3 separate regions of the Homo sapiens genome follow, and all the other regions are linked to region 3. A link is an interaction called in ENCODE POLR2A ChIA-PET data of the cell type or tissue named here. Cell type or tissue: GM12878. All regions are shown on one strand.

The links. Peaks named below come from ENCODE experiments on the same cell type or tissue, not always from the same donor. Only the 100,000 strongest peaks of a DNase experiment are listed, where the experiment ranks them.
Region 1: POLR2A ChIA-PET joins it to region 3 with 5 read pairs; 2 of 35 experiments call an interaction of 5 or more read pairs at or near these places.
Region 2: POLR2A ChIA-PET joins it to region 3 with 5 read pairs; 1 of 35 experiments calls an interaction of 5 or more read pairs at or near these places.

Annotation. Positions count from the first base shown.
Region 1 is chr5:89,037,490-89,045,489 of GRCh38, forward strand. The region is part of intron 3 of MEF2C-AS1 (MEF2C antisense RNA 1); the gene reads left to right. Among named protein-coding and RNA genes, the nearest start is that of MEF2C-AS1, 160 kb to the left of the region's middle. In GM12878, no CTCF peak of the experiment used is centred here; no DNase peak of the experiment used is centred here.
Region 2 is chr5:89,431,990-89,439,989 of GRCh38, forward strand. All of the region lies in intron 8 of MEF2C-AS1 (MEF2C antisense RNA 1), which reads left to right. Among named protein-coding and RNA genes, the nearest start is that of LINC02161, 150 kb to the right of the region's middle. In GM12878, a CTCF peak has its summit at 3,584; DNase peaks (open chromatin) are centred at 3,552 and 4,652; H3K4me3 peaks cover 1,150 bases; H3K27ac peaks cover 6,040 bases.
Region 3 is chr5:89,227,819-89,235,818 of GRCh38, forward strand. All of the region lies in intron 7 of MEF2C-AS1 (MEF2C antisense RNA 1), which reads left to right. Among named protein-coding and RNA genes, the nearest start is that of MEF2C-AS1, 350 kb to the left of the region's middle. In GM12878, no CTCF peak of the experiment used is centred here; a DNase peak (open chromatin) is centred at 4,563; H3K4me3 peaks cover 958 bases; H3K27ac peaks cover 5,811 bases.

The sequences.
Region 1 (8,000 bases), 190 kb before region 3:
CTTACTGATGACATTCCAGAAAGCAGCATATCCAAGACTATTACTGGCTAGATACAAGGCAGGGACATTTGCTATTTATGGCCTCTGCCATTTCTCACTGTATTCCTTCATTTTAATATATGCATGTCTTTTCTGCTGGGTCAAGCGTAAGTGTCTGGAGGATATGTACGTTACTCATAATTTTAAAATGGCTACTATTATCATTATTTGTAGAGACAGGATCTCACTTTGTTGCCCAAGCTGGTCTCAAACTCCTGGGCTCAAGTGATCCTCCCACCTCAGCTTCCCAAAGTGTTTGGATTGTAGGAATGAGCCACTGCACCTGGCTGAAATGGCTTTTAGTTCAGAGCTTCATGTATAATGGTCCCTCAATGAATGAATGAATGAATAAATAAATAAACTTGCAGTGTCAATGATTATAGGGACAGTCCCTTTTCCCTCTGCCCTTGCTCCAAGAGGTCTTTTGAGTTACCTGTCCTTGAAACTAGATCTGGCTTCAGCCCTGTGTCTTTGCTTCTGGCTTAACTGCCATGGTGCCATTTTGTACACATTGTAAACAAAATGGAAAGATAAGAGTGGGTGAAATAAGCCATGGCCAGAGCTACTGGTCAAAATCATGACAAAGGCAAGATTTATGCTTAGTGTCTTCCACCATTTCTGCCCATGGTCACTGACTCCCTCTAGGTGGGCCCCTGCTTTGCCATCAAACTTTTACCAGGTTCACCAAAATACTCACTGAACTTAGAAGGCACCACATCCAAATCGTTCTTTATCTATTATCTGTCTGAGCTTATCTGTACTCCATCTCAAATGCCCTTACTTTCTGCTAAGTGACAATACTTGGTAATAGATGAATGAAATAAACCAGGCTTTCCTGTTATAAGACCTAGCCAATATGGTACCCTTCTCAAGAATCAAAATGTCTCAACTTGATTTAAAGACCCTTTAGTATTTGTGCTAGGTATATTGATTTGCTTTTAATAAAATCTCTTTTCTTTACTTTTTTTTTTTTTTTTAAGAGATGGGGTCTCACTCTGTAAGCCCAGGCTGGAGTACAGAGGCATAATCATAGCTCACTGCAGCCTCAAACTCCTGCACTCAGGAAATTCACTTCTGCCTCCAAAAAAGCTGGAACTACCAGCACACACAACCACACCTGGCCAAATTGCCGTTACAATCTCTTAAATTCCTTCCTTCTTCTATGTTTATTTACATGGTTGCTGTCCTGGTTCTGGCAAAACAGGTCTGGTTTTCTTGCTTTGTCTCTCTTAGCAGTCCATCCAATGATCTGTTGCCAAATTGATCTTTTTTAAAACATCTCTTTTATCATGTTACTTTTTGTCTAAAATTGCACTCATTGATTCACATTGTATTGCCTGCATGGTGGACTTAAAACATATAGGCCACCTCTTTCCCACTCCTCATGGTAGACATTAGTAATCAATCATTCTTTGTTTGCCTAAGAGCCCATGGCCTAAGAACACAGATTTCTAATGAACCACTATCAATTGCTAGGAGATCTCCACATGAAACTTCTTTCTCATACTCAATGGACCACAATGGGAAATTCAAAGTCAAAGTCCATACCCAGGAATTCAACATAAGTTAATCCCATTATGCCTTTCATTGAATGTAGGTACAAAATCTTCCTACTGTGCTCCAGCAAAATTCTGAACATAACTCTCTACTGAATATACTCTATTCTGACCAGACTCTGGGCTACTCTTTCTGAAATTCCACTGCTGGTAATGTTCACTCTACTTTTCTAACTTGATCCAAACAGGCCCGTGTTTCAAGGCCAAGCTTGAATTCTTCTCACTCCCTGAATACTTCCTAGGACATGTCAGGCAGGGATTGTCTTAACTCAAAGAACTGTCTATGCCACTCATTTAGCCAACAAGTATTACAGATTTGTGAATGGGCTCTCTTGTGGCTATTATTTACTTGTCGATTGTGTGCCTTCTTTTTTTTTTTTTCTTTTTTTTGAGCCTCACATTTTCTTTTTTTTTTATTGTTATTATACTTTAAGTTTTAGGGTACATGTGCACAACGTGCAGGTTTGTTACATATGTATACATGTGCCATGTTGGTGTGCTGCACCCATTAACTTGTCATTTACATTAGGTATATCTCCTAATGTTTTCCCTCCCCTCTCCCCCAACCCCACGACAGGCCCCGGTGTGTGATGTTCCCTTTCCTGTGTCCAAGTGTTCTTACTGTTCAATGGGACTGTAAACTAGTTCAACCTTTGTGGAAGACATTGTGGCAATTCCTCAAGGATCTAGAACTAGAAATACCATTTGACCCAGCCATCCCATTACTGGGTATATACCCAAGGGATTATAAATCATGCTGCTATAAAGGCACATGCACACATATGTTTATTGCAGCACTATTCACAATAGCAAAGACTTGGAACCAACTCAAATGTCCATCAATGATAGACTGGATTAAGAAAATGTGGCACATATACACCATGGAATACTATGCAGTGTGCCTTCTTTTCTAGATAGATTTCAGAAGGGAGGGACTACATTTCTACCTCTTTCTATTTTTCCTAGTGCTAATTTACAACATCATATGAAATGCAGGCCTTTATTACTTGATTTCAGATATGGAGGCAGGTGAGTATAGGAGAGATTAAAATTACATTCACAGACACATACCATATTTCTCATTCTCTAGCATAAAATATTTCTAAACATGGAATTGTACATCTGGGTGACAACCCTCAAACTGCAATTGGGAGCTAAGGATATAATCTTTAAAACAATTTGGTATAGTTTTGTTTTGTAGCTAATGTTTATTAAGTACCTATTGTGTGCCAGGCACTGTGCTGAAGATTTACACACAGGATCTTTTTTAATTTTCACAACTACCTTGTGAGGCAGAGACTATCCTATCTTCAATTTGTAGATGGAAAAAAAAAAAACCAGGCTCAGAGAGCTTATATAATGTACCCAAGGACACAGAAATGGTATATAGCAGAGAACCGGGATTCTACCTGGCTGTCTGCTGTCTGACAATTGGGCCTTTTCTCATCATCACCACTAATATAGCAAAATACAATACAGTGAAAAGATTACCTCACAGATGGATTTGGCGACTGCTTTTAGAATTTCAGTGAGTAACATGAAAACTTAAAGAAGAGTGATAAATGTCAGGATGCTTCTGTGGAAGAAATGTGATTGTTTGGTTTATCACAAGTGAGCAAAGAATGCTCAGAGACTGGACTGGTATTTAACAGTATAAATCTGAAATCATGAGAACAGACTAAAGGAGTGCAATAGAGAAGGGAAGAGAGTGTCTGGGAGGCTGCAATACGGTAGGTTTGAGAAAAATAAGGGAAGGGGCTGAAAGTCTTCTGGAATAGGCTACCCCAGAGAAAAAGGAAGAGGGATAGACTAGCCTATTGTAAGTGAGGAGATGCTAAGAGAGAGCATAATGAGAAAATGGGCCATGTGTAATGACTGTCTTAGCTATCGTAACTCAATGGAGTGTAGTTCATACATTCTCTTACACTAATAAAACTGCTGTTCCCTATACTGTATTTGCGAAATGGCAATGGCTAAGAAGCCAGAGAGAGCTGGGGAAAGATTGAAAGCCATGAACGCTCCCTTTGATGGGACAGTTCCTTCCAGTCTCCATCTTAGGCATTTATACTTGTAAGGGTAACTTGAGATGATCCAGCAATTGTCAAATGAGTGAGTTCTGTGGTGCACCTCCAAGTTTTGTCTTATCCTGCAAGCCCACAAAAATCTTCCTATGTAGGATTAGTCCTTAAAACAGTCCTCACTGGGGAGGAAAAGGTGAGGACGTGCCCCCTCTTCTCTGTGCCCGTAGTTTTAATTGAGCCTCAAGTGAGTTTCCTTAGAAGTCAATTTCCCAAAGGGGACAGGGAAGCGTGTGAAACAAAATGAGAGGTGGGGTCATAATTCCCAGAAGTCTTCTGACTTCTTTTTAGATCCTGGTCAAGGATAGAGCTGTTTGTTGTAATAAAAAACTCAGTAGCAGGAAGTTGAAATGGAGGTTAAACTTAAAAAAAAAAAAGAGCTAATTTTAGCTCCATTCAAAACCCAGGAAAAAAAAATCAGTGTTTACAAAATTAAGATTAATGGGCTGCCAAAATTCAACTCATTAGTTAGCAACACTACAATGTAGTGATGAAGTTTGTGCTGGTTGGACTTACAGGGAATTAAAACTATATGATTGGGAATGCTTTTCCCCTTGCATTTGACTTAATGATTATGGACCTTTCTACTGAAAAGAGTGGGTCTAAAAATTCCTGCCTAAGAGTTTACCAATCTCACTTGTAGTTTACTCATCTCACTTGACATAGAGGGGGGTCTTGTCAAAATATACTGAGTGCTGAAGATCATGGTTATTATAGCTTAAAAGCTTTTGCAGATATTGATCTAGACACTAGAATGTCCCTCCTTGTGTAGATAAAATACTCCTGGAGACTTGAAGGAAATACACCAGGAAAAAAAAACCCAGAAAAACAGAGACTTCTTTTCTTTTTGACAAATATGGAGCTCTTTTCCTTCCACAGGGAGGCAATCAATTGAGATGATGGTTTGTGGAAGGCCTTAGGGTGGACAAGAGCTGATTGGGTGTGCTATGCATAAAGGTCCTTTCTCATACAACATCTCTGTGCAGGAGGTGGGCAGATGGCAGGCCAGCTTGGGGGGATAATTGGAGAACAGAATGAGAGGACAGAGCGTGTGTATAATGCTGCGCTGAGATAACACATGCAGAAATCCCTAACTCCGTGTCTGGCACAAAATAAGGACTAAAATGTTCATTTGGTGTTTCTATTGTTGTAGTCATATATATTCATTTTAGTTCAACTTTTAAAGTTGCTTTATTGCTTCACCAGGGGATCTCAAGTTAACCTCTGACTGGTGATCAGTGTATCAGAAAAATATTATGTTTCATGTAGATATTATAACCAACATTGGCCCTGTAAGAGCTCTCTTGATTTCAGAAAAGAGTGTCTTTGAAAATTCCCTTCAAGTCCCATGAAGTGTATATCTGTGTTTCTTTGAGTCTGATTATCCACCTTACATCTGTACAGAAGTTAGCAATTAGTCTTCAAAGGGGCTAATGGGAAAACTGTCCCTTCATAGAACCTTTAGAGGTGGAAGCGGCCTTAGAAATTCTGTGGCTTAATTTTATGAGAAGACAATGATTTCTTTAAAGCCACAAAACTAGTTAATGGCAGAGAAGGAGTGAGAGGATAGCTCTTTTGAATTCTAGGCCAATATTCTCTTTCCTCAATAGAAGATTAGAGACTTATTTCTTGTCTAAGTTTTTTGAGTAGACTTCTTAGGCAATATAAAGTATAAGCTGGACAAAATATAGGCTGTCCTGAAAGGGAACCTTCCCTTATAGGGTGATGAGAGAGGAGTCAGTAGGACTGAGTGCATTTTTATTGCAATCTTTCCAGCCCACTTGCTGGCTGTCACAGGATAGCCCGGAAGGCTGTACAGCTGTGCATGATTAGGGCATGTAGGTCTCTCTCCGGGCCAACTATAACCTCAGGTGTGGTTTTCCTTATGTTACAGATCAGCTAGGAAGAGACTACTCCCAGTGGGCACAGCATTTCCTTGAGGAGATGAGGAAGATGGGAAAGATTCTAGTTCTCTGAGACAGTGGAGTATGACAATACTTTCCCCCCTTTTGGCTCATACTCAGTCTACCTTTGGTTCTGAGAATACAAAATTCAGGATGCAAAAGAAACATTAGACCCTATGTTTGCCCTCTTCAGTGTATGTTTGCATATGTTTGGGGAGGAGGGAGAAGAAGGAAACTCCTGTATTTTAAGTGGTGATTGGAGGGGTTTGCTGGGAGAGAGTGAAGAACACATAAATGGAAGAGGAAAATAATAAATAATAGCTAGAGACAAAAATAATTTCAGGTTGCTAATTATTACTAAGCTGATTAACTTAAAAGAAATTAAAAGAGCAGATATGATCCTGGGTAGCTACATCATCATCACATCTTTGAGACCACAGTTTCTAGTCACTATTACCAGAGAGTTAATTAGCCCAAACTATGGCTGCTGGTTGCTTTAGTTGTCTTCAACTTGAAGTTTTTTTTTTTAAATATATATATAAGTTTTAAAGCTAATTAGGATACACCTGGGGCTCATAGTGAAAGCCAATACAGCTTTCCCCCAGGAGGTTATTTTCTTATATAAGAAAATTTGAAAAAAGGAAAAATGTCAAAGGAAAAACATAATCTATAGATTTAGAGAAAAAGAAGAGTGTAACCATTTCAGCTCAGTAGACCACAAGGTCAGACAAACGTTGCCTGGAATTGAATGCTGTGTGCTTCTGTTTGAAGAAGGAGGATGCTTCCTAGATGTGTCAGGGGAACTACCTGCCTCCTTCCTTATCATCAGCTGTAACACAGGATGTGGTGTTGCTGGCTGGTAATCTGGAAATGGCTTGTTTGTTTTTACAGATCTGTAGAAAAGATTCAACAGTTGTAAAGGATGGAAAGACTCAAAACAGTATGGGACTCATAATAAAGAAAACTAGGGGGAATAAAATTAGATATAACAGCTTGTGACCATAGAATCTGCTCCAGGTATCCGTTGGACAGAGGTGCCAAATACATCTTCTTGTTTCAAAGAAAAGCCAGTTCTTTCCCCACACCCTCCAGCACATGGTCTTAGAATATCCAGACCCCCCACCCCAGCACCCTTTTTTAAAAAAAATTCAGAAAACCTTTGTATTCTTCTAGATACTGGAACTGGTTTATTTATGGGTTTCATAAAGAAAAGGCACTTCTCCTAGAACTCCATAGGCTTGTGGCTCTCTGTTTCTACCAGGCCTTTCTGGATAGCATCCCTCAGATTAAAGTCCCATTACACACTGGAGAAAGAGGATTTTCTAATGCACAACTGGGATAATGTTACTGTTCAGTTCCTGATTCCACTGAAAAGTTATGCTGAGTTTAAAAATCCTCTTTTCTCTTTCCACAAAAGTGAGTGTAGGGCACCCACTGAGAGCTCCTGTCTGCTCTCTAGAAGATGCTAAAGTTGATTCCTGTTGAATTCTCTTGAAGACTGAAATTTATTTGCCATAAATCAATGCTTTAAAACAGAGTCAAAGGCTGAGGAAATTTGAGAAAAATACCTTTTTTCCCATCTTCAGGAAATAAGTGAACAAATAAATAAGCCTTAGTGCCCAATACCTGAAGAAATATGAAGTGAGGAATAATGATTGCCATCGAGTGTTAGGAATTTAGACATGGGTCTTTTTGCTTCCAGTTTCATGATCTTCCCACCGCCCGTGAAGTGCCACGTGGCCTCCCATATTGCTATACTGTAGTAAGGAAGGAAAAATCTTAGACAGCACAGACAATGCTGTACTGTTGGAAAGCTTTGCCTTGTGTAAGCACAGTCAGCTTGTATATTGTTGACTTTCCCCAAAGGGGAGTTCAGGGAAGCCAGAGTGTGTTTATCAGCTCTATCTTTTTCTCCCCTGCCTACCCTACCCCAGATTGAGGGTATGTGGTTGCTCCCTGGCTCAGGGAATGCTTGGGTATGGGGGGACCACCCAGGCTGTTTGGCCTGTGACTACTGCAGAGTCACCGCAGAAGAAGAAGCAGGGAGAATGGGGCTGACTTTGAAGTTTGGGGATGGGAGAACCAGGGCTATTTTAGGTTTGGCCTGAGGTAACTCACACTTTGTGTAACCTCTCCCCCAATATTTGTATACAGGGAACATCAGACTATCTTGACTACATTAAAAAGAAATAAAAGACCACAAATAAAAACTAATCCGCAGTGGGAGTATGCAGGAGTCCTAATTTTTTTCTTGTTGCTGGAGGTGGTGGCAAAGGGTGAGCGTTAGCAATCAGCTGCATGTTTGCCAACATTAAGCCTCTTGTACCACCTGAAAGTGAGCAATCTGTTTCCTCATCAGATTCTTTAGGAGATGCTGGCCAGTCTTCACATGTTGCAGTGAGGTGAAGCTTCCTACATTTTTA
Region 2 (8,000 bases), 200 kb after region 3:
TGATATTTAATAATTAACTAACTGAAATTCCTTAAAATAATGTCTATCTGAATTAGAAAATAAAAAATATATAAATATATTTAATCTTGTTAATTTTGATATGATCAGATAATTAAGTTTTCTAAATTGATTCTTAAAGAATCATCTTTAATAAGAATGCATAAAGTTGTTTGTAAATTAATAGAAACAGTTTTGAAGTTAATGGTCCTAAAAATAGTAAGTTTTCCTAGATGTTACAACTGTCTTTTATAATTTAATGATCAAATTATTAATTTACTCAAACTATTTTTCCAACAAAATTAAAGGTAAACTTAAGCTTCTGGTTCAAATTGATCTAGTAAGTTCAAATCTGTCTGTATTTTCTTTGCCTCAGATTCTCCTTGAATTGACAGAAATGGTGAATTAAAATGAAAGAGAACATGACACTATGGAAAGAAAAAATAAAGTGTACCATTAGTGAATCAAAATTTTATAAACATTTGGGACTACTAGATGGGGGAGGGTGGCAAGCGGGCAGGGGTACTGTTAGGTACCAAGCTTACTGCCTGGGTGACAGGATCATTGGGACTCCAAGCCTCAGCATCACACAGTATACCCAGGTGACAAATCTGAACATGTACCCTTTAATCTATAATAAAAGTTGAAATTTCTGAAGTAAATAAGTTAATAAATAATAAAAACTTATGAGAATAGCATAAGTGAAATATGATTGGTAGGGAAATAAAAGAAGATGAAATTTAGCAGAAGTCATTAAGAGACCTCGAAGGTGAATCAACAAATAAAGAAGGCAGGGATAGGCGAGGGGGCAATCCAGGGTCATTTTTTAGACAGCTATTTTCCAAAGAGCTGGGACAGTAGAACTCTTCCTTTCCATACAGGTGTAAATAGAGCTATGGTTTGGTAGCAAAGGCTTTTGTTCCAGGGCTTAAGCCCAAGGACTATTCTCAAAATGAAGTGCAAGTGGGTGATCTTTATAACAAAATTATCTTTGTGAAGATGCCGGGGTCTGACAGACAAGTGGAGCACATCCTAACATGATTTTAGCCACACAAACACACACACACACACACACACACACACACACCACAAAATAAGTTTAAAATAAAAGGCAGAAGAGCACTTCTTTTGGTAGTAAAATGCACTGGACTACAGCCTGTAGGAGGCTCCTGCTCTGAAACCTGCAATTTTTCCCAGGGGCACTTCAAAGAGACTGGCTGTGAAAACATTCCCCTGACTTCCCTCACTTACACAGAACCTTCACTCAGGCTTCTCTTTCAGGTGAGAGGCCTCACGGGGAAATGGTAGTGAACAGAAGCAAACAGAATATGTGTCAGCTACCTGTGCTATTCAATATAGTTCATCATTTATAAATGTGACTACACATCCAAGAATCTTGAGAAAGTTGAGGTAAACCAACCATATGAAAGACAAAGTCTAACATGAACAACAAAACAAACCTATCCATTTGTCATTAGGGCTAAGGGAAGTGGTGTAAAAGACTTTTCAGCAGCGGGGAGAGAGATTTGATATTATTTGAACCTTTTTGGAAGGTTATTTGACTGCAATTGTGAAAATTAATTTCAGGGGAGCTAGACTATAAGAAACCATTGAGAAAGTATTTCAATGATTCAAAGGGTTTAATGATCATTAGAGAGGTGTGCTGAAAGGACATTCATGAATATAAGGGAAGTTTAAGAGGTAAACTTGGTGTGGATTAGAAGCGGGAGTGACAGAAAATCAGGAATCAAAGTGACCTACATTTTTGGCTTATCCTTTCACCATCATTCTTCTCATTTTGGAGGTCAGTGGCTTATTTTCTGACTTCCTGAGCCAAGTTATTTAGCAGGTGACTTTGTCCAATATGCTTTCTGCTGAAGCTGTGAGCAATGTACTAATGTAAAGATGGCCTTAGGTGTGTTAAATTCACAAGTATCTGATTTTGGCACCATGTAATGTCCAGTAGACCAGTTTGCATTAAGTGTCTGGATATAGTGTTCCCAGATCCCTTCATAAAGGAAGAATAACTTTAAAGTACAATAGTAACGTAAATCAAAGAAAAACTTGACTTTGTAATAGAATAATTTTGACAAGGTTTGAGACTGTTAATTTTATATACACGTGCTTGTAAGTATTTATATATATAGATCAATATATATGTAATATATAATGAATATGTATTATAAAGAAATATTTAACATCTGTTTATAATTGCTGGAAAGATCTAATGTTTTGCATTTTAGAAAGCATAAGATCCATTGTGAAATACTTTGAATATTAGTATTGATAGTTGAATATTAGTATGGATAGTTGTAATTAAGATTTTTATCAAATAGAGTTATTGTTTAGGCATATAATCAGACACACAATATCAACCCAAGTCTGTGAAATTCCAGTCTATGGAAGTGAGTTGTACAGTGTTTGGCTTTGCACTACACCATCTTTTTGGGTGTAATGCAAAACCAAATACTGTATATATGTATGTCTTGCTGAATAGATTGCTTTGTGCCTCTCTCTCTTTTCTAAAGCTTCATAGACTGTTGGTGTAAAAGGACCCCAATGCCATTAATATAGAAAGCCTTACTCTTTCTTGCCTCCATTTCAATCTAATACAGGACCCAACCCCCTGAAACATTTCCTCAATTGCATCTTGACATTCCCAAAGACTGTTTCTTGGGTTACAAATTAAACAATATACTCTCATAAATGCTTTGTGTGATATAAAATTAAAACTGTAGTTTTAATTTTAGTCCAGTTTAATTTTAGTTTATCACATATGTTCAAATATCTTTGAATCCTTACCTGGAATAACACTGATTATTTTTTCAGGGAAAAAAAAAAACTATTTTGTCATTGATTGTGTTTAAGGACCCTGAGAAGTATGTTGAGTTCCCTGGCATTCTTAAAGGCAAGAGGGCAAGCAGTTTTATAAAGGTATTCCAATAACTACTTTATAAAATCTGAAACTTCATGTTAATTTCAGTTTCAACAAAGTAGTTCACATTATGACTTCCCTAAATCTTAACCTAGATCTCGACAAGAAATTAGTTATAATAAAGAGTTAAAGAAAATATTTTAAAGCTGCATTTTGTCCTGTCTCTTAATATTTGATAATTAAAATATGTAAAATTTGCATAATATCCCTAACTTTGTCTCAGCATGTTCATATCTATTCGTCCATCATTTCTCCAACAGCACCTTTGAAAGACACAGCTAGAATCATGATCCCATTTGATTCAGGAGATAATTGAGTCAAAAAGAGATAAAATGATTTTCTGAAAAACACGGGACTAGTGAATACTAGCACCACAGCTAGGAAGCTAGGGTTATGGTGTATAAACCTCATTTATTTCATTTAGAAATGAACAAAATGAATTTTAAGTCACATATAAAGGATAGAAAAGGCTACACCAATGGTGTGATTTCAGGAACTTAAATATTTTCTCAACAACCTTCCACAGACCCTGAACTCCTCACAGTTTCAAGTCAGGCAGTATCCCCAGAAAGTCCCTAGTTGAATGCAAATACACAGTTTCTGATTTACCCAAAATCAATGTACACAATACCTTCTTTCCTGCCACACTTTCCCCACACACCAGTGCCTTGCAGCTGCTGAAATAGGAACCACAATGAAGACGAATGGGACTTTTTAGATTCTGTGGTGCAAAAAGTTAAGAATAAGAAAGCTGTGTAAATCACGAGCGTTATAGATAAAAAGATGCAGAGGCAAACATCTAAATTGGTATGATCTTCTCGTGCTAACTGAAAATAAATCTTTATGTATTATCTGAATCTTTTTTACATCAATGTATTGTTATGTTAAAGTTCTACAAATTCATGATTTATTTAGGTAGCAACTATTCCAATCACTCTCAACCTTTGGGAGTTTAAGGGATTAAGAGTCATTCACACTTTCATGAATTAGTGGAAATTAGTACTCTCAGATTGTTTCCTATTAACAACGTTCTAGGAGTCTGACATTTCTGACTTTGGAGAGTAGGGAAAGGGGCAGCTTGGAGGGAAGAAGGGGCACTAAACACTAAGTATAGTTTGGTTTGTTTTTACTTATTTTCTGTGAACTTAGAAATATGGCAACAGTTTATAAGATGATTTCTACAAAAAATTCTCTAAAGAAACTATCTTGATAGGATTGTTATTTGCTCACATGCTATATAGGATGCATAAAGTATTGACATCCTTATTACATTATAGCCCACAAGACTGAAAACTCCAGCAAACTTGTAATAATAGATGAGAATGCAAAATTTAGAAATTAGACACTTTCTAAAAATCTTAAATGTTCAGGGTCACTAAACTGTGGACTCCTGGGGACTTTAGGAGTAGAACCTAGAAAAACATACTAGAATATGTACTAGAATAATACAAAGAGGTGTAGAAGGCAATAGAGCAAAAATATATTCTTCCTCTCTATTTATACAGGGCCAGTTTTGACAAAGAATAATTTTCATGACAAAATAGACATAAAAGATATTAAGCATTATTTCTAGCCTCCATTTTCAATTTTGATTTTGTGAGGAAATTCAGGACACATGCTCAATGAAAGTGCCATCTTTATTTCAAGGAAACATGTAAACAATGTGAGAAACCTCACAAACATTACACCATAAAAGAGTGAAACACAGCTCTGTCAGTTTCATTTCGAGATTCTCCTTGAGGGAAGGAGGGAGAGAGAGAGAATAAGAACGACAGAAAGAGAAAATGAGAGCTCGATGAGACAAGAACAAACCTCAATTTGTCTAAACATCACATGAAAAGAAAACATTAAAAAGCTTGCCTGCATTTTTACAATGAAAACATGCATCCCACATTCAGTTGTCTTGATTAGCTCCAGTAAAATCTTGGTCTGACATTGCCTGTTACCCAGCATACACTTAAGCTACCTTACCTTGTTATTTATGTATTTAATCCTAACTACCTTTAATTATGACTCAAATATTTAGAATAAAAAACAAGAGGGTTGATCTTCTAAAAAAAAAAAAGTACTTCTTCCAGAAGCAAATATATGAGCTTTATCTTTACTGCTATAACCATTATATATAAAATAGTAGATGGTTGTCTATATTTAAGTGAGCTTGATAGGAAATATCTTTAACTTTTGGGGGTCATGGCCATAATATATCTAATTATTTTGTAAAGAGTGGACAAAAGGATTAGATTATTAATGTAAGAAATATGTTTTCAATCCTAATCACAATTTCAACTGGATGTATATCATTTGGCCGCTTCCAAAGGTAACTATCTAATACAACTTCTTGGCAGATATGTGGATCTACAAAATCCAGAAATGCTGAGGACAAGATTTCCCATAATATTCAATGTGCTACAAGTTCATTTTCTTACTAGAACTTTTCTTAACTGCTTGGGTTGATAGCTTAGATGTCCCAAATTACAATTGATACTAGAAACACAATATCAGAGATTCTTTCTCCACTCTGCCTTACTGTTTCCATTTTAAAAATAGTTGTATTACATTTCTGCTAATAAAAGCCTTTCTAAGGATTCTATATCATTCTTTTGCAAGGCACATTCACATCCTTCAATGAAAGTTGCTATTATCAGAGCAATGTAGTCTTACTATTTACTTATTACAACAGCCCTCATGACTGCTTACCCAGGCAAACACTAGAAATATCTAACTCATTACCACCACATAAAATAGCATGGGGTATTTTCAGAATGAAAGAGATCAGAGCATGACAAATTCTAAAGCTGTTTGTGTCCCTGTTTCTAAAGAAAAGGATGGCTATTAAACAAGCACTGGTAACTTTAACTGTCAAACAAAGAGGATAGATTAGACTCTCATTGAAAATATTGCCCAGCCAAAATCTTGTTGGAAATACCTGTTAGTTTATTACCTTTTTTTTTTTTTTTTTCATTTAAGGTCTCAACGTCAATGGATGTTTTTGGGCCATCTGATGAATGAAAACTGACCCAGATGGAGTCAGAAATCAAAAATGCCTATTGACTTATTCAGCTGGAAGTTGATCCTAGTTTCTATTTAAATCTACTGCTTAAGTGTCAGCATACAGGCTACATTCCTTATCATGGTTCAGGGGGCAGATATTTGGGTCAAAATATTTCTACTCACTCTGTAGCTAATGTGGGCTTTACAATGTTTACAAACAGCTGTTACAATAACCCAAAGATCCGAAGAAAAATGTGACACATTCAAGAATCTGACAGTTAAAAGCCAAGCATTTGTTCAGATAGCACCTTGTGGTTTGAGGTAATAAGACCCACGATCTTAATAGTATTTGTCACATTCAAGCAGCTGTATCCATGAGAGTAGAAGTGACTACCCTCTTACACACCCAGTTACTACTTTGAACCCAGGTCTATATTTTGGCTACCTTGGCAACAGCACAGCAATAACAACTGGTGCCATAATGGCGATGTCAATCCAAGGACATCTTTGGAGAAAGCAGAGGCCCTGACTTTCAACATAGAGAGGCAGAAAGAGCACATAAAATAAACTGAGAAGTTGGTGTCCATAGCACTGCTCATACACTGAGACTCTAGGATATTTATTATAATAGCGATGTTTTTACAAGCCCAGTAATTTTCTAATGGCTGGCTGTTCTTTTGTCAAAAAAACAAAAAGCCAGAAAACATTTCAGGGAAATGGGTCTCTGCAAGCAGGAGTCTACTTTTTTTCTATTTTTGTCTGAAATGAAACTATGAAGGATAAGCTATGCATTACCTTTGACCATATTAATCAATGTAGGTTTTCACACAATCATTAAGATGAAAGAGTTTGTAAACAACAATGAAAAGAGACAAAATTCATTGCTCAGCCTTCCCATGGAGGGTCTCTTATAATTGGTCACTATTACCTCTCCTTCTGGTCACATGGTCAAAATACATTTCCCTATCCTCAGGACATGAAACACACTTCGTGTCCTCATTACTTGCCTTGGTTAATGAAATGTGAGGAGAAGTGATAGGTGTCTCTTCAAGATGGAATATTTAAAAGGAAATTCGGTTTGCTATTGTTCCCTACCACTGTCAAGGCAACCAGCAGCATTCCAGATGATAGAAGCTTCATCAACCTGGAGTGAGAAGATGTAGAGCTGAGTTCCCAGCTGTCCTGGGATGAACACGTAATATGATCAATAAATATACATTTGTTGCACTTATCTACTGCAGTTTTGGAGGTGTTATCTCAGTATAACCTAGTCTATCCTGATTACACTGAGTGCATAATTTTTAGAAATCCAAAGAATGCCTTTCCTTAACTTTTCACAGAATCAGATGCTACAAAGAAGATAATGCTTCAAATCTCTTCACCAGAAAGAGATAGACTTTTTTTCTGGACTGGCTAGAGAGAAAGTATAGAATCATGAATTTATGGTTAAACTATGTTCTTCAGACAGAAACTCACATTTCCACTTTGACTAATTCAGATGAACTGTTTTACTGCCTGAGCTACTCAGAAAAATTGCTTTAATTTATTGTCTTGTAAAACAAACCAAAGTTTTATAAAATAATATTCAGACCCTTTTCATTTTCTTTTGTGTGTGTGTGTGTGTGTGTGTGTGTGTGTGTACCTTCACATCCCCTCTCTTTTCCCTACAGTCACTTTCTCTCCACTTTACTTATGTGGTATTCTCCTATCTGACAACAAGAGAAAGTGATTATTACTACTTTATATAACAGATTCTGGCAAAGTAATTGTGCTTCTGTTTCCACGGTAATTTAGGCTGTTTCTGCTGTAAATGGAAAGCAAAGTTACATGTCAGCCTTATGGAATCTTTGCTAGTGATATCAGTTCCTTTAGGTATTTCTAGACTCCAAAAACCACATGGACCATTTGTAATATAGGTGAAATAGAGAACATGTAACTTTAAAGCAGTCCTACTGTGTTTCTCTGCCTTTTTTTCTGAGATCAACCCAGAACAATTCAAGTGGTGTTTCTGTGAGCATAGTTAAATGCATAGAAAATACGGTATATGTGTATGCATGCATGCATGATCATATGTTTA
Region 3 (8,000 bases):
ACTTTCATACGTTTTCATGCTGCTAGTTAGCAATGGTTTCATTCTTAAAGAATACCCTTTAGCATTTCCTGTAAGGGAGGTCTAGTGGTAATAAAATTCCACAGCTTTTGTTTGACTGGGAAAGTCTATCTCTCATTTCTGAAGCACAGTTTTGCCATGTAGAGTATTCTTTCTTGGCCCTTTTTTCTTTCAGTACTTTGAATATATCATCCCACTCAAAACTAGCCTGTAAAGTTTCTGCTGAGACATCTGCTCATATTCTTATAAGGGTTCTTTTGAATGTGATTACTTTTCTGTTGCTATTTTCAAAATTCTCCCTTAGATCTGAGACTTTTGAGAATTTTATTATAATATGTCTCAGTGAGGATCTCTTCAGGTTTAATGTATTTGGGATTCTTTAGGTTTTATGGATCTGGATGACAATCTTTCCTTTCAGATTTGAGAAATTTTCTGTCATTATTTCTATAAATAAGCTTTCTTCTCCTCTCTCTTTCTCTTCTCCTTCTGATGTGGCCATAATGCATAAAATGGTTTGTTTTATGGTGTTCCATAAAACTTGTAGGTTGTTTTTTACTTCTTTTAAAATTAGTTATTATTATTCATTTGGTAATTTCAAATGACTTATCTTCAAGGTTGCTGATTCTTTTTTCTGCTTGATTGGGTCTACTGTTGAAGAAGTCTGTGGAAAGTTTTGACTCAGTCATTGTGTTCTTTAGCTCCAGTATTTCTGTTTAGTTTCTTTTTGTGGTTTCTTTGTTGAACTCATTAGTTCATGTATTGATGTATTGGTTTTCTTCTGATTTTACTTAATTGTCTTTCTGTATTCTCTTGTAGCTTTTTTTTTTTTTTTAAGTTAAGGTCTTGCTTTGTCATCCAAGCTGGAGTGCAGTGGCTCAATCATGGTTCACTGTAGCCTCAAACTTCTGGGATCAAGCGATCCTTTCACCTCAGCTTCCTGAGTAGCTATAGGCACTATATGGAATACAGGCAAGCATCACCATACCTAGCTAATTAATTTTCTTTTTCTTTTTTTTTTTTTTTAAGAAATGGGATCTTTCTATGTTGCCCAGGCTGGACTTGAACTCTTGGGCTCAAGTGATTCTCCTGCCTTGGACTTTCAAAGTGCTGAGATTACAACTGTGAACTATTATACCCAGCCTAACTGAACTTCTTAAAGATGATTGTTTTGAATTATTTATTCCACAGTTTGTAGGTCTCTTCTTTCTTTAGGGACTATACATATGCTTTATTTTGTTCCTTTAATGGGTGTCATGTTTTTCTGAGTACTTGTGATCCTTCTGGCTTTGCATTGGGATCTGCACACTTGAAGAAGTAGGCACCTCTTCTAGTGTTTACAGACCGGCTTTGGCAGGGAAAGTCCGTCATCATTTCACCCTTCTAGAGATACTAGGTAGGACAGCCAATGGGGTACATGCATGCTTGCTTCTGAAGTCCTTGGTGCAAGGGAGGGAGGCTTCCTGGTGCCTGGGTCAGTGGGCTGGAGGGTCTGGCTCCCAGGTCTGCAAAGACTATCCCAGGGCCTTGATCTTTGGGGATAGGCCTAGCATCTGGGTCCAGTGGTGTGGGTCTAGAGCTTGGCTGAAATACAGCCTGAGTCTGCAGGTGCGGGCCTCCTGCTGGAGTCCACTAGGGCGGGCATGGTGATGAGGGTGAGGCCAGGCCTGGAGCCTTGGTGCATATATGCAGGCATCGTATCTAGTTATATATGGCTGAGCCTGGAGCCGGGGCCATGTGTGCCAGTTTGGTGTTGGCACCCACTGAGGCAGTCCTGGAGACTGAGCTCATAGGGGCAAGCCTGGGTCCTGGGTCTTTAGGGACTCCTTTAGAATCTGGAGCTATCAAAGCTATCCTTGCACTGCTGTAGGCCTGAAACCTGGGTCCCAGTGGGCCATCCTCACACTGGGGTGGGCCTGGAGTCTGAGTCCACAGGGGCAGATCTGGTGCCTGGGCCATAGGGTAGGACTAAGAACTGGTTCTGTAGGTGCTAGCTTGATGCTGAACTGACCTGGATCCCGAGTCTGTAGGGGAGGGCCTGGGTCTTGGTTTCATGCGGGCTGGCCTGGAGCCTGGGGCTACACAGGTGCCATCCTGGCACTGGGGTGGGCCTGGAGCTTTGATCTGTGGCCCACAGATGTACGTGGCTTATTGCCTGGGAACACGGAATGGGCCTGAAGTCTGGGTCCATGCTGGTGGACCTGTAGCCCAGAAATATGGGGGTGGGCCTGGAGCCTGGGTCTGCTCAGGCCTGATGCTGAGGTTGTTAGGAGTCTGAGTTTGTGGGGGCAGGCATGGGTCCTGGGTCTACTTGGGCTGATGTAGAATGACTGCAGCAAGCCTGAAGCCTGGGGCCATGGTGGCTGGCCTGGAGCTTGGGTCCTTAAGAGCTAGCCTAGTGCTAGGGTATGCCTGGAACCTGAAGCCATAGGGTTGTTCTGGTGCTGTCATGGGCCTAAAACCTGGGTGTACAAGGGCAGGTCTGGCACCAGTGCATGCCTGGAGCCTGGGTCCATGGTGTGTGGCCTGGAGCCTGAGTCTGTGGGAGCAGGTATGGGTTCTGGCTTCATGAGGCCTATCCGGCCTTGGGCCAGCCTATAGCCTGTGCTGGGTCAGGCCTGGGGACTGTGTCTGTAGGGAGTGGCCTATAGCCTGGAGTTGCAGGGACCAGTCTGGTGCTGGGGTTCACAGCAATATCAGGTGATCAGTTTGTACTTCCGCCAAGCACAGGGTATCTCTTTCTATACCATACTTACTGAGCTAGGGGGAGGGATAATGAGGGTAATGTGAAACTGTCCTTTCTGCCTTCTTCAAAGCATCTTTTTCTTATTTATGTGCTCCTGTCAGGTGCTGTAATCTCTCACCTGAATTTCTTAGCTCTTGTGAAGTTATTTCCATGTGTGTATGGAAGCTGTTCAAACTGATATTTCTGTGAGGAGATGAGTGCTGGTCTCTCATCTCATCCTCTTGCTGATGTCACTCTCAGGGTCATTAAAGACATTATTTGTTGTATCATTTTTAATTTCCACTATTCCTTTTTGTTTTTTTCTTTAAATTTTCTTTTTTCTACTTACATTACCCATCTATTTTTGCGTGTTGTCTACTTTTTCTGTTGAAGCCCTAACACATTAATCATATTTGTTATTTTAAATTCCTGTCTTATTCTAACATGGAATGTCATGTCTGAGACTGTCCTGATGATGCTTGCTTTGTCTCTTCAGACTATGTGTCTTCTTTTCTTTTAGTATACCTTGTAAGTTTTTTGCTTGATGTGATATATTAGATAATAAGAACTTTCATAATTAGGCTTATAGAGTAAGGATTTATGTTAATTTTGCTGAGAGTTGGTCCGTGTTTATGTTTGCTGTAGCTAATATGTGCCAGAAGCTTTAAATTCCTCTAGTGTCCTTGATGTTTCTCTCCTGTTGACTTTGGACACCCTTAAATGTTCCTCCTCAAAGACAGTGGACATCTTGAAGCTCTTTCAGCTATGGTCCACTGTTGTTATACCAGAGTGCTGTTGCTGTGCAAAGGAACGCAAGAGGTGAAAAATTCTGTAATCTTACAATTAAACACTACTCTTTCAGTGGGCCTGTGTTTTAGGGCTATGACTTTGGTAAGTGTTTTGCCAGTGGTATAGGTTTCCCTTAGGCCTCTTCTCTACTTCTCCGGCCGTAGCATTCCTAACCTATTTCCTTGAAGCTTTAACTCCTGCTTCTGGCTGAAGGATCTTTGTTGGCTCTTCGCTGTGAGAATCTGGTGGGATTCCTTGAGGTAAAGCCAACAAAATTGTGGGGCCTCCCTAAGTCTGTGACCCCAGGAATTTTACACTCTCATGCTAGTCCATTCAGCCTTTGCAATGTGGCAAAATTACCATTTAAGTGCTCCTACCATTTTATGAGCTCCAGAGACTTCTACCCCAGGTAAGCAAATCTTTCCTGGAATACTGTGAATCTCTGGATTTGGCTGTCTTTCCAGATATCTAGATAGAAATTTACCCTGTAATCTCAGTTCTCTCAAGAAAAGTCGTTGCATTTCTGTTTGTTCAGCTCTTTCTTATTGTAAGAACAGGAGTGATGATTTCCAAGCTCTTTACATGTCTGAGCTTATAGTAGAGTTACTCATGTATAGTTGAATCCTGAAGTGCACAGTATTGGTGAACCTTGAAAAAAAGTAACTGAAGAGTAGAACATGAAAAGAAATGAGGAAATATTTTCTAGCTTAAATAAGTTTATGGAACAATTTTGATCTGTGGCTGTGTCAAAGTTAGTAAACTAGATGACAATTTACTTTTTCTCCAAAAATTTATATGAGCTATACTTTCAATTTGGGTAATCAATGAAATTCCCCATTTTGCTTCCCATGCATATAAGACACTGCTTTGATGACCAGTTGACATGAGAAAGATTTTTCATAGGAAGTGGCATAAAATTTAGTGATTCATAAAGTGTGTCATGGGACTGTATAGATATTATTATTTTGTATGTAAAACTGTCTTCAAAAGACCACAATGATCTCGGTTTCACTGAGAAGTCACATGTTGATGCAAACCTTATGTTCACACAGTGGTTGCCTTTTAGTACATCAAACGTTAGTGAACATCATTAGATCAAATGACTGTAAAAGGTCTTAAGTGGAATGATTTTGATCTGCTCTACACATTTCCCACTGGATTTTTGTCCACATTACATAATCGCTGTACATTTGGCACAGTATGTTGCCTTTGAAAAAGCTTCAAGATTAAGAAAGCATGAAGACAGGATTGCCCATAAAATCAGAAAGGAGCACTAGAAATATATATGCTGCAAAAACTAAAACCTTTCTTCCTCATTCAGTGTAAACTAAAAGCTCATGCTGAGCTAAAGCTTTATGATTAAGAACTCAACGTAGATAAACATTAAAAGCTATTTCACACTATTTGTCTTCTGATTTGGCAAGACATCAGTATTAAAAAATCTATTTAGTAATGATTTCTAAAATTCTTAACCCTGTACAGAAGGTCTTATTTACTCTACCGTGGTCAAACAGCCTGGAAAAATTAAAATAAAAAAAAAATAGTCAATTTGCATAGGACAAGTTAGTCTGAGAGCATTTCTTCTTTAAGAGAGCATAAAAGTGAAAGAAGATCCCCTGGATGTGGGTAGTTTTAGAGGGAATATTGACAACTGAGCAAATATTAAGCATACTTTTCCAAATTGAGATCATTTGCATTTAGCTTTTAATATACAGCCTTCCCTTTTCCTATCTCATAGCAGCTTCTTCAGTGTAATTAGATTTAATTAGAAGCAGTGACATCAACTTCAAAAGCTGTGGATTGTGCTCAGAAGTCACCTTTGGAATCACTATAAAATGTTTGCCCATTTTAGTAAGCAAGACATTTAAACTTGCAGTCTGTTTAACCAGAAAAGAATAAAAGTGAAAGAGATGTTTGTGGTGATTCAAAGGTGACTTTTGAGCACATTCCACAGCCTTTGAAGTTGTCACTGAGCCTAATTAAACTTCTCCTTCGTGTTTATTCTTTTGCAATTAAATGGACTTCAAGTTTAAATGTTCTTTTACAAGGAATTTTAATTATTACAAATGCAAAGTTTTATTTAGGGCCTGTTTCCACCTAGCCGTAATCAATAATATTATTTCCATGAGTAAGAGAGGTTAGGAGGCCCAAGCAACAAAATCAGAGTGAACATTTTGGAAAACAATATTTGTTGGGAATAGCCCAGGGGAATATCAAAAGATGTGCTGGAGCAAGCTTTCACCAGCTCATCAGAGCTAATTGTTAAATTTTCACTAATTTTGCAAGCCAGTTGTTCAAGGCCATCATCATCATCATCATCATCATCATCATCATCATCATCAGTCATCATTTGAGGCACATCTTGCTGTGTCACCCAGGCTGGAGTGCAGTGGCACAATTATGGCTCACTGCAACCTTGACCTCCTGGGCTCAATTGATCCTCTTACCTCAGCCTCCCAAGTAGTTGGGACTGCAGGCATGCATCACCATGCCTGGATAATTTTTGTATTTTTTCTAGAGACAGGATCTCCCTATGTTTCCCAGGCTGGTCTCTAATTTCTGGGCTTAAGTGATCTGCCCTCAAGGCCATTATTAAAAATATTTGTAATGCAAGCTTACAATTAAATAAATTATATTGAAATAAAAAAGATGTATTTAAATACATTATTTCCTAATTCATTTACTGCTTTTTACTGTTACCTTTGCCTTCATGATTATTCACATTGACTATATCATAGTGGAAATACTGAACAATGATGTATTATTGTGTATCTCTTCATAATTCCCTATCCATCGATGCCACATCAGTAGTTTGAATCAGCCATGGTGGTAGCGTTTACACCATGAAAATTACTAAATGTTAATAATTGGGGATTGAATTATTGTTTTGTTGATTGTACAAACTTAAGAAAGTGATGGAGAAAATGTTAACCCGGCAGGTTAAATTTCAGTGCCTCGCTTGTGTTCATTACATTATGAATAGCATAAAAATTGAGGAGCTAGTCTTCCAATATTTGAAAATTATTATTTGATTCAATGAAGTTACTCATACATAACTGACAAATAGGTGCATTCTGCTATATCTTTACTGTATCACTTTCATCTTTCTCATTATATTGTGTGCTACATGCCCTTTATATTGGTACAATTTATAATTAACTTGTGTACATAGATGCACACACACTTTTTTTTCCCCCAGAGAAGTAGTTGTTATACCAGCAAGCCACTAGAAGTATATAAGAAACCATGAGGGTAGGGCTATATTTGAGATTCTATAGTAGTATTGGTAACAATTATCTTGATATGTAATAGGGAAAAGAACTTTTCATGATATAGAATTAATTGCCTATTGTGAAATCAACAATTTTATTGAGCTGCCAAATTGCTACCTGCTTTTCTTAAAGTAGCATTAACTTCTTTTTGTTAGTGTAGTGTCTCCATGCTTCTAAAGTTGATGTAGTAACAGGATGTTGGCTTCAGCTTATAGGCTCCCTTTATGAGTGCTGTTTTGGTGAGGAGTGCATCGGAATAACTTACTGAACCCTTTTTTTTTCTCAGAATTCTGCCAACCTTCTGAGTCAACATTTAAGACCCTTGTCTTTGACAGATATCATTTATAGGTTTGAAGATACACATACTAATTTTGGTAAAATTTAATTTTCAATTATAGCAAATAATGTTCATTGGTTTTGTTTTTAGTACATTTTGTATTTCTTTCTATTATAAAAGAGATTTTTTCCTAGGTGCTTTTCTTAAGTCTGTGTTCAGCTTTCTTCCACTCTTACTTGATTTAATATGTGACTACATGGTTCAAAACGGAGAAAAGAAAAAAAAAGCAGCAGATTTAGAGGTCATTAGATTATGACTGCAGAGTTACATAATGGTTTTCTCATGCATGTCCGCTAATTTATTGTTTCCATGTCTGAGATGGACAGAGGTTAATGGGCAGATGGAGAGAAGCTTCATCTTAGGGCATAAAAAATTTCTTTCTTTACATCTCTCTTCCCCTTATTTTTTAACTTAGGTCAAAAAATATTAATAGAGAGTGATCACTGCATAGAGGACATTCTTCCTAGAAAGATTTCTGTCTTCATTGTGGGAAATATTTGATGCTCTGCTTAGAGTGTCCTAAATTATAAAATAGATAGTTGTTTTTGAATATATCCCATCCTTGGAGGGGAAGACCAGTTCTCACGTTATATTGTTCACAAGTGATAGGCATGGAAAAAGTGCTCTGAGTAGTTATCTCTTTTTAGGATTTCATTGTAATATTGGGGAATCTGTGGTTATTTAGTAGGCTGTTTGTGGACTACACAGAGACTAGTGTTCCAAATCCTTCTCTGCTTCTATCTAGACATGCTGCCTAAATTGGAGATGCCTTTCCCATGTCTTAAATGCCATGAAACCTAATGAATTAGGGCACAGGACCTGCTCACATGTACCAGTTTGAGTTTTGTAACAGTCTGTAGAC